Linked DNA regions of Homo sapiens: region 1 is linked to region 2. Evidence: read pairs that join two places in POLR2A ChIA-PET (ENCODE). Cell type or tissue: PC-9. All regions are shown on one strand. Links, peaks and the distances in the headings refer to the core of each region. The heading gives the core; the rest is flanking DNA.

Region 1 (5,392 bases), core at 129-5,128, 62 kb before region 2:
ACTATTTTAGCCTACTGCTTTGTGGTTCAAAATAAGGTAACTGAGAGCACCCTGTTATATAAAAAACTCCATAGAATTGAATATAAGGCAATTCTTGCTTTGATGAGGCATAATTTGATGAGGGGGTAAACCTTACCTTATATTTGAGTATACAGCACATTTATGGATATGTTTGCTACGGCATTAGCATATATTTCTGCAGTTTATAAACTATGCATCTCTTTCATATTTAGATAACAGAGAGGCAATTTTTTGAATATATAATGATAATATGAATATATGAATAAAACTGTTATGAAGTATAAGAAAATATAGATGTATCAAATAACTCATTTACAAAATTGAGAATCAGCACAGCAAACATTTGGAAGAATACTTTTGAGTTTCCCTAGAACACAAGAGAGCAATGCTGTTAGCTCATTTCAGACAGGAGTTCTAGTTTTTAATTCAAGCTTGGCTAGGTATAAGACCAGAAGCGTGATGCTTATCTTTTTCTTTTTCCCCCCAGCTTTACTGAAGTATAAATGACAAATAAATTTATATATATTTAAGGTATACAATGTGATGATCTGATGTATGTACATACTGTGAAATGATGATCACAGTCAATTTTTTTTTTTTTGAGATGGAGTGTCACTCTGTTGCCCAGGCTGGAGTGCAGTGGTACGATCTCAGCTCACCACAACCTCCGCCTCCCAAGTTCAAGCGATTCTCCTGCCTCAGCCTCCCAAGTAGCTGGGATTACAGGTACCTGCCACCACGCCCAGCTAATTTTTGTATTTTTAGTAGAGATGGGATTTTGTCATATTGGCCAGGCTGGTCTCAAACTCCTGACCCGAGGCGATCCACCTGCCTCGGCCTCCGAAAGTATTGGGATTACAGGCGTGAGCCACCATGCCCAGCCCACGGTCAAGTTTTTAACACATCTTTTGCTTCACCTAGTTACCTTTCGTATGTGTGTGGTAAGAACACTTAAGATCTACTTTCTTAGCAAATTTCAAGTATGTGACACAGTAGCATTAGCTATAGTCACCACGCTGCTACATACCTTTTCTTTTAAGAGGACCAAGAACACTGGGTCTAATGCACTTGACTGGACTCTGACTTCTCCTGCTTTGATGAAAAAACAAACAGGATAATGTGAAGAACATCCACGATGCAAGATAAAACAGCAGTCCAGCCCAACAAATACATAAATAAAATGGACAATCTTATCAATGACTGAAATGGAAAATTCTTCTGTAATTGAGTAACTGAAATCCAATACATGATTTGAACCAGCATATGGCAACCTGGAATAATACAGCATTTTAAGTCCTTTAAAAAATATTCTATATGACAAAATACCCCCAACAGTTTAAAGAAAAAAAGATACCCTATTTAAAAAGTATTTTGGGGCTGGGCCGCAGTGACTCACGCCTGTGATCCCAGCATTTTGAGAGGTCAAGGTAAGCAGATCATCTGAGGTCAGGAGTTCGAGACCAGCCTGACCAACATGGTGAAACTCTATCTCTACTAAAAACACAAAAAATTAGCCAGGCGTGGTGGTGCATGCCTGTAATCCCAGCTACCCAGGAGGCTGAGACAGGAGAATCACTTGAACCCGGGAGGCAGAGGTTGCAGTGAGCTGAGATCGCACCATTGCACTCCAGCCTGGGCAACAGGAGCAAAACTCCGTCGCAAAAATAAATAAATAAAGTAATTTGGATTTGATTGATCTATGAACTTTAACATTTTTTCCTTATTCTTAAAAAGGATGTATTATTGTGGGGGGTATGTATGTGTGTCTTTCCCCACTAAATATAAATCAGCATTAAATTCCCCCTAAAAAACTCTGGGGCTGGGCGCTGTGGCTCACGCCTGTAATCCCAGTACTTTGGGAGGCCGAGGAGGGCACGAGGTCAAGAGATTGAGACCATCCTGGCCAACATGGTGAAACCCTATCTCTACTAAAAATACAAAAATTAGCCGAGGGTGGTGGCGCATGCCTGTAATCCCAGCTACTTGGGAGGCTGAGGGAAGAGAAATGCTTGAACCCAGGAGGCAGAGGTTTCAGTGAGCTGAGATCACACTACTGCACTCTAGCCTGGCGACAGAGTGAGATTCCACCTCAAATACAAAAAAAAAGAAAAGAAAAAACTCTGGTTAAAATGTTAATGGTAGATTATAGGCAGTGGGTATATGGTTGTTCACTGTGAAATTCTTTCACTTTTGATGTCTGAAAATTTCACAGTGAAATATTGGGAAAAAGAGTTAATCTTCTTTTTTTTTTTTTTTTTGAGACAGAGTTTTTGCTCTGTTGCCCAGGCTGGAGTATAATGGTGCGATCTCAGCTCACTGCAACCTCCGCCTGCTTGGTTCAAGCGATTCTCCTGCCTCAGCCTCCCGAGTAACTGGGATTACAGGCGCCTGCCACCAGGCCCAGCTAATTTTTCTATTTTTAGTAGAGACGAGGTTTCACCATGTTGGCCAAGCTGGTCTTGAACTCTTGACCTCAGGTAATCCACCAGCCTCGGCCTTCCAAAGTGCTAGGATTACAGGTGTGAGCCACTGCGCCCAGCCACAAAAAGCTAATCTGAGAGATAAATGTAATGAATGGTACTTCAACCACATTTAAAATTCAAGTTTGCTTACCTTGAAAATCGTCTTGGACTGGGAACTGGACTTGGTGGCAATCCACTGCTGCTCACGAACATCTGTAAGAAGGGTGAAAAACATTACTAGAAAAAACATATTCAATATTAAAATAGTTCTAGCACTCCAGTTTTCTTTCTTTTTTTTTTTTTTTTTTTTTTTTAGAGACAGGGTCTCTCTTTTGCTCAAGCTGGAGTGCAGTGATGCGATCATAGCTTACTGCAGCCTCGAACTCTTGGGCTCAAGCCATCTTCCTGCCCCACCTTCTTGATGAGCTAGGACTACAGGTGTGCGCCACCATGCCCGACTAATTTTTTTGTATCTATTTTTTTTTTTTTAATGTAGAGATGGGGTCTCGCCATGTTGCCCAGGCTGCTCTCGACCTCCTGAGCTCAAGTGATCCTCCCACCTTGGCCTCCCAAAGAGTTGGAATGATTACAGGTATAAGCCACCATACCAGGCCCACAATCATTTTCAAAAGGTTCTTTTCAAAATGACAGAAACAATATCTTTAGAATTGCTTGGCTGTCTGTGTGTCTCATAACTAAATTACATATATATATATGTAATATATATGTAATATACACGTTATATATATGTAATATACACGTTATATGTGTAATATATACACGTTATATATGTGTAATATATACACGTTATATATGTGTAATATATACGTTATATATGTGTAATATATACACGTTATATATGTGTAATATATACACGTTATATATGTGTAATATATACACGTTATATATGTGTAATATATACACGTTATATATGTGTAATATATACACGTTATATATGTGTAATATATACACGTTATATATGTGTAATATATACACGTTATATATGTGTAATATATACACGTTATATATGTGTAATATATACACGTTATATATGTGTAATATATACACGTTATATATGTGTAATATATACACGTTATATATGTGTAATATATACACGTTATATATGTGTTATATATGTTATATATGTGTTATATATACGTTATATATGTAATATATACGTTATATATGTAATATGTTATATATATGTAATATATATGTTATATATATATATATTTTAAGAAGACCAAGAATATACATATATATATGTATATTTTCCAAATTACTGCTGTAGATTTTCATTGATTTTCCTTCAAGGCATTGGATACTTTAAAAGTGGGGTGATTTGTGTGTGTTTTAGAGTAAACAGCTCAGTTTGTGAAATACACTTAATATCTTGTCAGTTATCCTACCTTTCCGAATCCCCTGGTGGGTGAAGGTGCTGGAGAAACTGGAGTGAAGTCAATTCTCTTAGGAGAATATAATTTCTCCGGCTTGTCAAAATCACTGTCACTCTGTAAACATAAAGTGTCATCTCCTCATAATAAATTCAGCACATCACAGCTCTTACTTACTACTATAACACACCCAGATTTTCCAAGGAGAAAGGTATAGACTCTAATATTCTGCTGGAAAAGCAGAGATCAAAAAACAAGTATCAATTTGGAAGTAGAAGGGGAAAGAAGTGTGCGAAAAAATTAATGAACCTAGTGAACAACATAAAAGTTTCTAGAAAATGAAAACCAAACAGACATGAGCAAACTTTACCAGGCTCAAGCTCTCATCCCATGATTGGCTTATCTGCATTGCCGTTTGCATTTCCCTAAAATAAACAAAGGGAAGGGCCGTCAGTGTTTACAAACAAGACACTTATTAGGCTAGGCCCTGCTCTTGCAAAGCACTAACCTTTCATGTGCAGTTTCTCTGTTCACCATATCCAGGCCTTCTTCCTGCAAAGACAAACATATATGCTAAAAAGGCAGGATCACTGACAAAATATTAACTCTTCCACACACTGCAATTTTTATCCACATAGTTCTCTGCTTCAAATAAAATAAAAAGACTTTTTCTACCTCATTGACATAATCACAGTAGAGTGGAACATTCATGCCGCTTGTATATTTTATCTACACGCTCCAGAAGAATTATAATCTGTCTCCAACTAACCAGAGTTGCATCCTAATTCATTTTAATATCTACGTCTTTAAAATAAAAATGTAAAATCCAAAAAATTTCCAATCTGAGCTAGTAAGTAAAATTTACCCTTTTGATCTGATGCAGTCTGCTACTAGGAATACGATTAGGTGAGGATGACAGCAACTGGAAAGAAAAAGTAAACATTTACTATTTTCTGAATCACAAAGCAGCAGTCTGCTGTCAGTACTGGCGTACAACCTCTTCCTAGGTAAGTTTTCATATTCTTCTTCAAAATTTAGCTCTTTAGATCACTGAACGTTAATGCACTAAAGGCAGTACATTTAGTCTTCAAAAAGTACACCAGGTGTCCAACCTCAAAGCGCCATCTGTTGCTAGACAGACACTGACTTCAGCACTTTTCCCAAATGAATGTGAAGCTACGTAAATTTAGAGAAATAAAGACTATGGGCCTTAGAAATATCCATTATCCCACTTATCTAAAATAAAGAACAATATGAGAAGGGAAAGAAAAAAAAACACCAATGTTATTAATTTTTATTATCAATGCAGCAATGGGGGAAGACAGGCTAATAAGTCTAGTATATAATATTTTGTCTATGATTGATGATTTTCAAAAACACTTTAAAACTGCAATAAGGAGGTTTTGCTTTCACGATCCAAATCCATTCTAAAATCTCATCATATGCTATCACTACAAATCTTACTAGTTAACAAAAAACAATTTGGAAAGACAAGGTGTATCTTTAAAATAACTG
Region 2 (5,392 bases), core at 240-5,239:
AGTCCTTTAACTGGCCCAATTCTAATTACTTTAGGTATTGGCATGGATGAGTAAGAGAATCGTAAGTGTGTTAGGAAGAGGAAGGGCACATGTAATACACACTTGGCTTGTTTTAGAAAGAAAAGGGCAGATTTTAAAATCCTGAATTATGAAGTACTGATTTTGTCTATGTAAAATCTAGAGACAATTTCCATAAATGTAGTTATTCCTGCTGTCTCATTTGCTTCTAAGTTCTAGCCAAAACCTTTTTGGTCCTTTCCTGGATGTAGTATTATAGTTTTCAATAACAAAGCACAGGTCAAAGCCAAAGAGAAGAGCTTAAATTTAGGATTTGTGTTTATAGTGTTGAGTACTCACATTCTAGGACTTTCTGGCATGCTGGGAAGCCCCTCAATCACCATATAGCCCTCATCCCCAAAAGGGAAAAGGGTGCCTTTGCTTATTGAAGTGAATTTTGGGTTCCCTGATTGCTTTAGGATGGCGAGAGCTCTTCACCATGGTGCAGCCAGTGACTCAGTAGTAAGGACTCACTTCCCTGTGCAACAGGTATCTCAAGTATTTGATTAATAAGCAATTGGTGCTACAATTGTACACTGCTTTCTGCTTACACAGAATGACAATGGCTTACAGAAATCATCCTCTCTAAAGTGCATTGATTTAACTCCAGTATCCTCAATGGCTTCTTCCATCAAGAAGACTGGGAAGGTAAGAAAGGAGTACCTAAAAGTCTATGTCTCTTGAAATAGTTAGGAAATATTTAGGAACATTAATGGTCACCAAAACAAATATTTTGGGGGATATATTTTGTCACAGTACATCTGATTCTAACTAACATTTTTCCCTTCTTTTTCATTTCTTCAAGTATTACTTACATGTAATAAAATTCACCAACTTTAAAGCATAGGGTTAGATTAATTTTGGTAATTGTGTACAATCCTGTAGCCACAACCATAATCAAGATATTGAACAGTTCCCACACTCAAAACAATTTCCTAATGATCTTTTGTACCCCAGTCTCCCTCCCTACCATCCCTGCCCCTCCCTAGGAAACCAATGATCTGCTTTCCGAGAAAAGTGGCGGTTTTAAAACCTCTGTTCCAATTTGATTTTAGCAGTGTTTCTCTCCATCATTACAAACTTGTGTGAGTTGCACTGGTTCGCCTTCAAGTCCTATTCCCAGTCCTATGCAACAATACATCATGTAAGTTTATGTTATATGAAAATACCAAATTGCTTATAAAATAAGAATTATAGAAACCTAAAAGAAATTATAGCTCCAAGTTTTGTGCCAACCAAAGAAGTGACTTCTTTTTAGGGAAATTAAAATGTCATTGTTTCGGCTGGGCACGGTGGCTCCTGCCTGTAATCCCAGCACTTTGGGAGGCCGAGGCGGGTGGATCACCTGAGGTAGGAAGTTCAAGACCAGCCTGAGCAACATGGAGAAACCCCGTCTCTACTAAAAATACAAAAATAGCCGGGCATGGTGGTGCATGTCTGTAATCCCAGCTACTCAGGAGGCTGAGGCAGGAGAATCGTTTGAACCCAGGAGGTGGAGGTTGTGGTGAGCTGAGATCGTGCCATTGCCCTCCAGCCTGGGCAACAAGAGCAAAACTCCATCTCAAAAAAAAAAAAAAGTCACTGTTTCAGTTTATCATTTTGTATATTGAAAAAGTCAGGTGACTAAGAACATAAGAAGAATTTAGTAATTCCTTCACCCTGCTAATACATAATCTTTCTCTAACCAAGTTTGTTAATAAGGATCAGAGCTATCTCTAGAACTTTAAACAACTTCATCCGTGATTCTCACCTTCATTCAAGGCAAGTCCCAGCCAGGAATGTAGGTTTTTGTAGACTCTAGGATTCAAAATCCTGAATCCTTGAGAATTAGAAGATAGTTTGCTCCTAAGGCATTCCAGTTTTTACCCATATGTAAAGAAAAGCAGTAAAATGGCCGAGCATGGTGGCTCACACCTGTAATCCCAACACTTTTGGAGGCCAAGGCAGGCAGATCACCTAAGGTCAGGAGTTCGAGACCAGCCTGGCCAACATGGTGAAACCCTGTGTCTACTAAAAAAATACAAAATTAGCCGAGTGTGGTGGTGCATGCCTGTAATCCCAGCTACTTGGGAGGCTGAGGCAGGAGAATCACTTGAACCCAGGAGGCGGAGGCTGCAGTGAGCTTAAATCACGCCACTGCACTCCAGCCTCGGTGACAAGAGCCAAACTGCATCTCAGAAAAAAAGTAAAAATAAAAACAAAGAAAAGCAGTAAAATGATGTAATATCCTACACAGAGTCCCGTTTTTGTGTATGTCCTTAGATCTGTTATAATGAAATAGTCATTGTTGATTTTGTTAAAAAAAATTTCTTATAATGATCATGATGATTTTATTTTAGAAGAAGTCAAAATCCTACCAACATTATTAGACCAAGTATCCTTGGACCATTAAAAAGAAAAGGTACTTTTATCTAACAGTAGAAGTAAATATAACTTTAAGTTATTTTATAAAATATCTAAAATCAAATGTTATACAAAAATGTATTTTTAAAGGCTTTATTTATTTAAAATATATTTAATAAGCTATTAGAGGCCTTTCATTTTATGCAACTAGAAATATGTATAAGGACATTTTGAAAACTCTAAAATGCTATATAAATGTGAATTGAGAAATTTAATTCCAATTTAGTTGGCTATTAGGATTTTCAATATAATTCACCAAGGTAGCTATCTTCATTACTTTCTAAAACAATGTAGAGAATAAATGAATGAATGAACAGAGTGAGTCAGTCATCAAGTATTTTGCTGAATGTCAACCCCTGCCTCACTGCCACACACACACATTGCTATCATATGAATAAGTTGACACAAATTAGATCCACTTACAACACTAAAAATATATATGAAGGTGTATGTTCTTTGGTGTTTAGTTTCTTTATGGGAGTTATTTTTGGTTAAATATATGGAAAGTGACCCACCTACTCAGTAATAAAAGGGCAGTGGAAAGAATAAAAGGGCAGTGGAAAGATGTCTTTTTTAAAAACTCCTGCAATCCTGGATCCCACTTCTCAATGGTACCTCACTAAATTATGCTCTTCTTCCTTTTTTTTTTTTTTTTTTCTTGAGACAGAGTCTTGCTCTGTCACCCAGGCTGGAGTGCAGTGGCACAATCTTGGCTCACTGCAACCTCTTCCTCCCGGGTTCAAGCGATTCTCCTGCCTCAGCCTCACCAGTAGCTGGGATTACAGGTGCCTGCCACCATGCCCAGCTAATTTTTTTGTATTTTTAGTAGAGACAGAGTTTCACCATGTTGGCCAGGCTGTTCTCGAACTCCTGACCTCAGGTGATCCACCCACCTCGGCCTCCCAAAGTGCTGAGATTGCAAGCATAAGCCTGTATATTTAGTACAATTTTTGACTACAATGGGGAGGGGAAATGGGTGAATAGGAAAGGAGATTAAACTTAAAAATGTGTATTGTGAAAAATCTATTAAGGTAAGAAAGAGGAGTAAGAAGAATAAGAGGAGAGAAACTGAAATATGCTTTAATGTTCTTTGTATATTTTCGATTAATTAATGGCAGTCTTCCTAACAACATAACTAACTCAGCATGTACTTTTTGTATTCTAAGATTAAGGGCTAGATAAATTCTGGAAAATACTCTTTTCCAAAGTAAGCACATTGTTTTATGAAGATGCTTCGGTTACTAAGCTTAGGGGTCTTTTACCTGTGCTGTGAAATTCGGGCTAGTGTTGAAAAAATATTCAAATATATCAGCAGTTTAAGAGCTGTTAGAAGTCAAGGGTCAATTGAGTATTTAAAATAAAGTACGCTTAAATTGAGGAGTGTTTTACCAGATTAAAATAGTTCTCCTTTTGAGACATGTATACATAAATAGGTTATCACATGAAAAGTATCTCGAGTTTTCTTAGAATTTATGATTGAAAAATTATTTTTATAGATCAATTTTAACATAAAAGATGTAGTTTCTGCCCAGTGTCTTCGGAGATGTGACCTGTCTCACACTTGGTTTTCAGCTGCTCTGAAAGACGACTGCCTTATTCCTTTGAGGTGTCCCTGAGGGAACTCCAAAGCGAATTCTGTATATACCACCTAGTCCATATTTTCAGTCATACCCCACCCTCCAAAGCATGCCCTGTACAAATGTGCTGAAAATTCATTTGGCCATTTTTGGCCAGATACAATAACAGATAAACAGAAATTGAAATTTATTCATATATTTTGGAATATGCATATTCATTTGGGAAACAACAAACTATGTCCTATTTGGACCCCATTAATACAAATGAAATGTGGGAGAAAGGTACCATAAAAATAAAAGAGAGGTCCTGAGGCAGGGGGCGGGGGGAACTAAAAAGAATGATGATTATGTGAAGTGAGATCAAGATTAGAGTCTCCAAAGCATATGATGTCATATTTTATGGTGAGAAGCAGCAGTGACTTCCATTAGGAATAAGCAAGAGCATGGGCCGGGCACAGTGGCTCATGCCTGTAATCCCAGCACTTTGGGAGGCCGAGGCGGGCGGATGACTTGAGGTCAGGAATTCAAGACCAGCCTGGCCAACATGACAAAACCCTGTCTCTACTAAAAATACAAAAATTAGCCAAGGGTGGTGGTGTGTGCCTGTAATCCCAGCTACTCAGGAGACTGAGGCAGGAGAATCGCCTGAATCCAGGAGGCGGAAGTTGCAGTGAGCCGAGATCACACCACTGCACTCCAGCCTGGACAACAGAGTAAGACTCTGTCTGGAAAAAAAAAAAAAAAGGAATAAGCGAGAGCAAATAAGCCTTCACATCGGAATACTGCAGAAATTGGGCAGCTATAAATATCGTTTGACAAGTAATGCTGGTTTTAGCAAAGAAAGATCTAATTTTCTTTTATGAGGAATATGTTTTGATTTGTCATGTTTTCAATGTTAAACCAAAAAAGAGAGCTGAGTAGTTTTTCTGTAGTGACATAAATGTAATCTGGCAAGGCACGGGACACCAGACTTCTTTTAAACTTTATGAGCCATGATTACACTTCTGTGGAAGGTCTATGCAATATCTTAATGGTGACCTTAGGGTTTTATCATTCAAATAGAAGTTATGGGCTTGAATGTCAGTTTTGCTCAGGTCCAGAAATGATTATCATATGAATGTGAAACACTGTGCAGATTTTAACATTTACTTCAAGGCAAAGATTACAAAAATGCAGTTGTTGTTTTTTTTGAGATTAGATGTTCTACCTTAATCTCTAAAGATACAATTATTTTGTTCATTGTGTGCTGTAAAAGAACTTACCTATTTAGTTCATTGTGTACATTTAGCAAAATAAAGATAGCAACAACCTAAAGTTTTAAAATAAGGAATGACATTAAACTCATTAAACAGCCT

The links. ChIA-PET counts read pairs that join two places held together with the same protein. Peaks named below come from ENCODE experiments on the same cell type or tissue, not always from the same donor. Only the 100,000 strongest peaks of a DNase experiment are listed, where the experiment ranks them.
Region 1: POLR2A ChIA-PET joins it to region 2 with 19 read pairs; 3 of 35 experiments call an interaction of 5 or more read pairs at or near these places.

The regions. Positions count from the first base shown.
Region 1 is chrX:134,784,838-134,790,229 of GRCh38, forward strand. PABIR2 (PABIR family member 2) reads right to left here. Exons shown (of 10, transcript NM_001387468.1): 3 at 4,743-4,799; 4 at 4,386-4,429; 5 at 4,248-4,302; 6 at 3,893-3,994; 7 at 2,635-2,696; 8 at 1,049-1,113. Among named protein-coding and RNA genes, the nearest start is that of PABIR2, 9.7 kb to the right of the region's middle. In PC-9, for the core only: no CTCF peak of the experiment used is centred there; no DNase peak of the experiment used is centred there.
Region 2 is chrX:134,846,771-134,852,162 of GRCh38, forward strand. It overlaps PABIR3 (PABIR family member 3), which reads left to right. Exons shown (of 11, transcript NM_001388447.1): 7 at 613-705; 8 at 1,113-1,201; 9 at 2,397-2,458. Among named protein-coding and RNA genes, the nearest start is that of PABIR3, 42 kb to the left of the region's middle. In PC-9, for the core only: no CTCF peak of the experiment used is centred there; a DNase peak (open chromatin) is centred at 2,811; H3K27ac peaks cover 446 bases.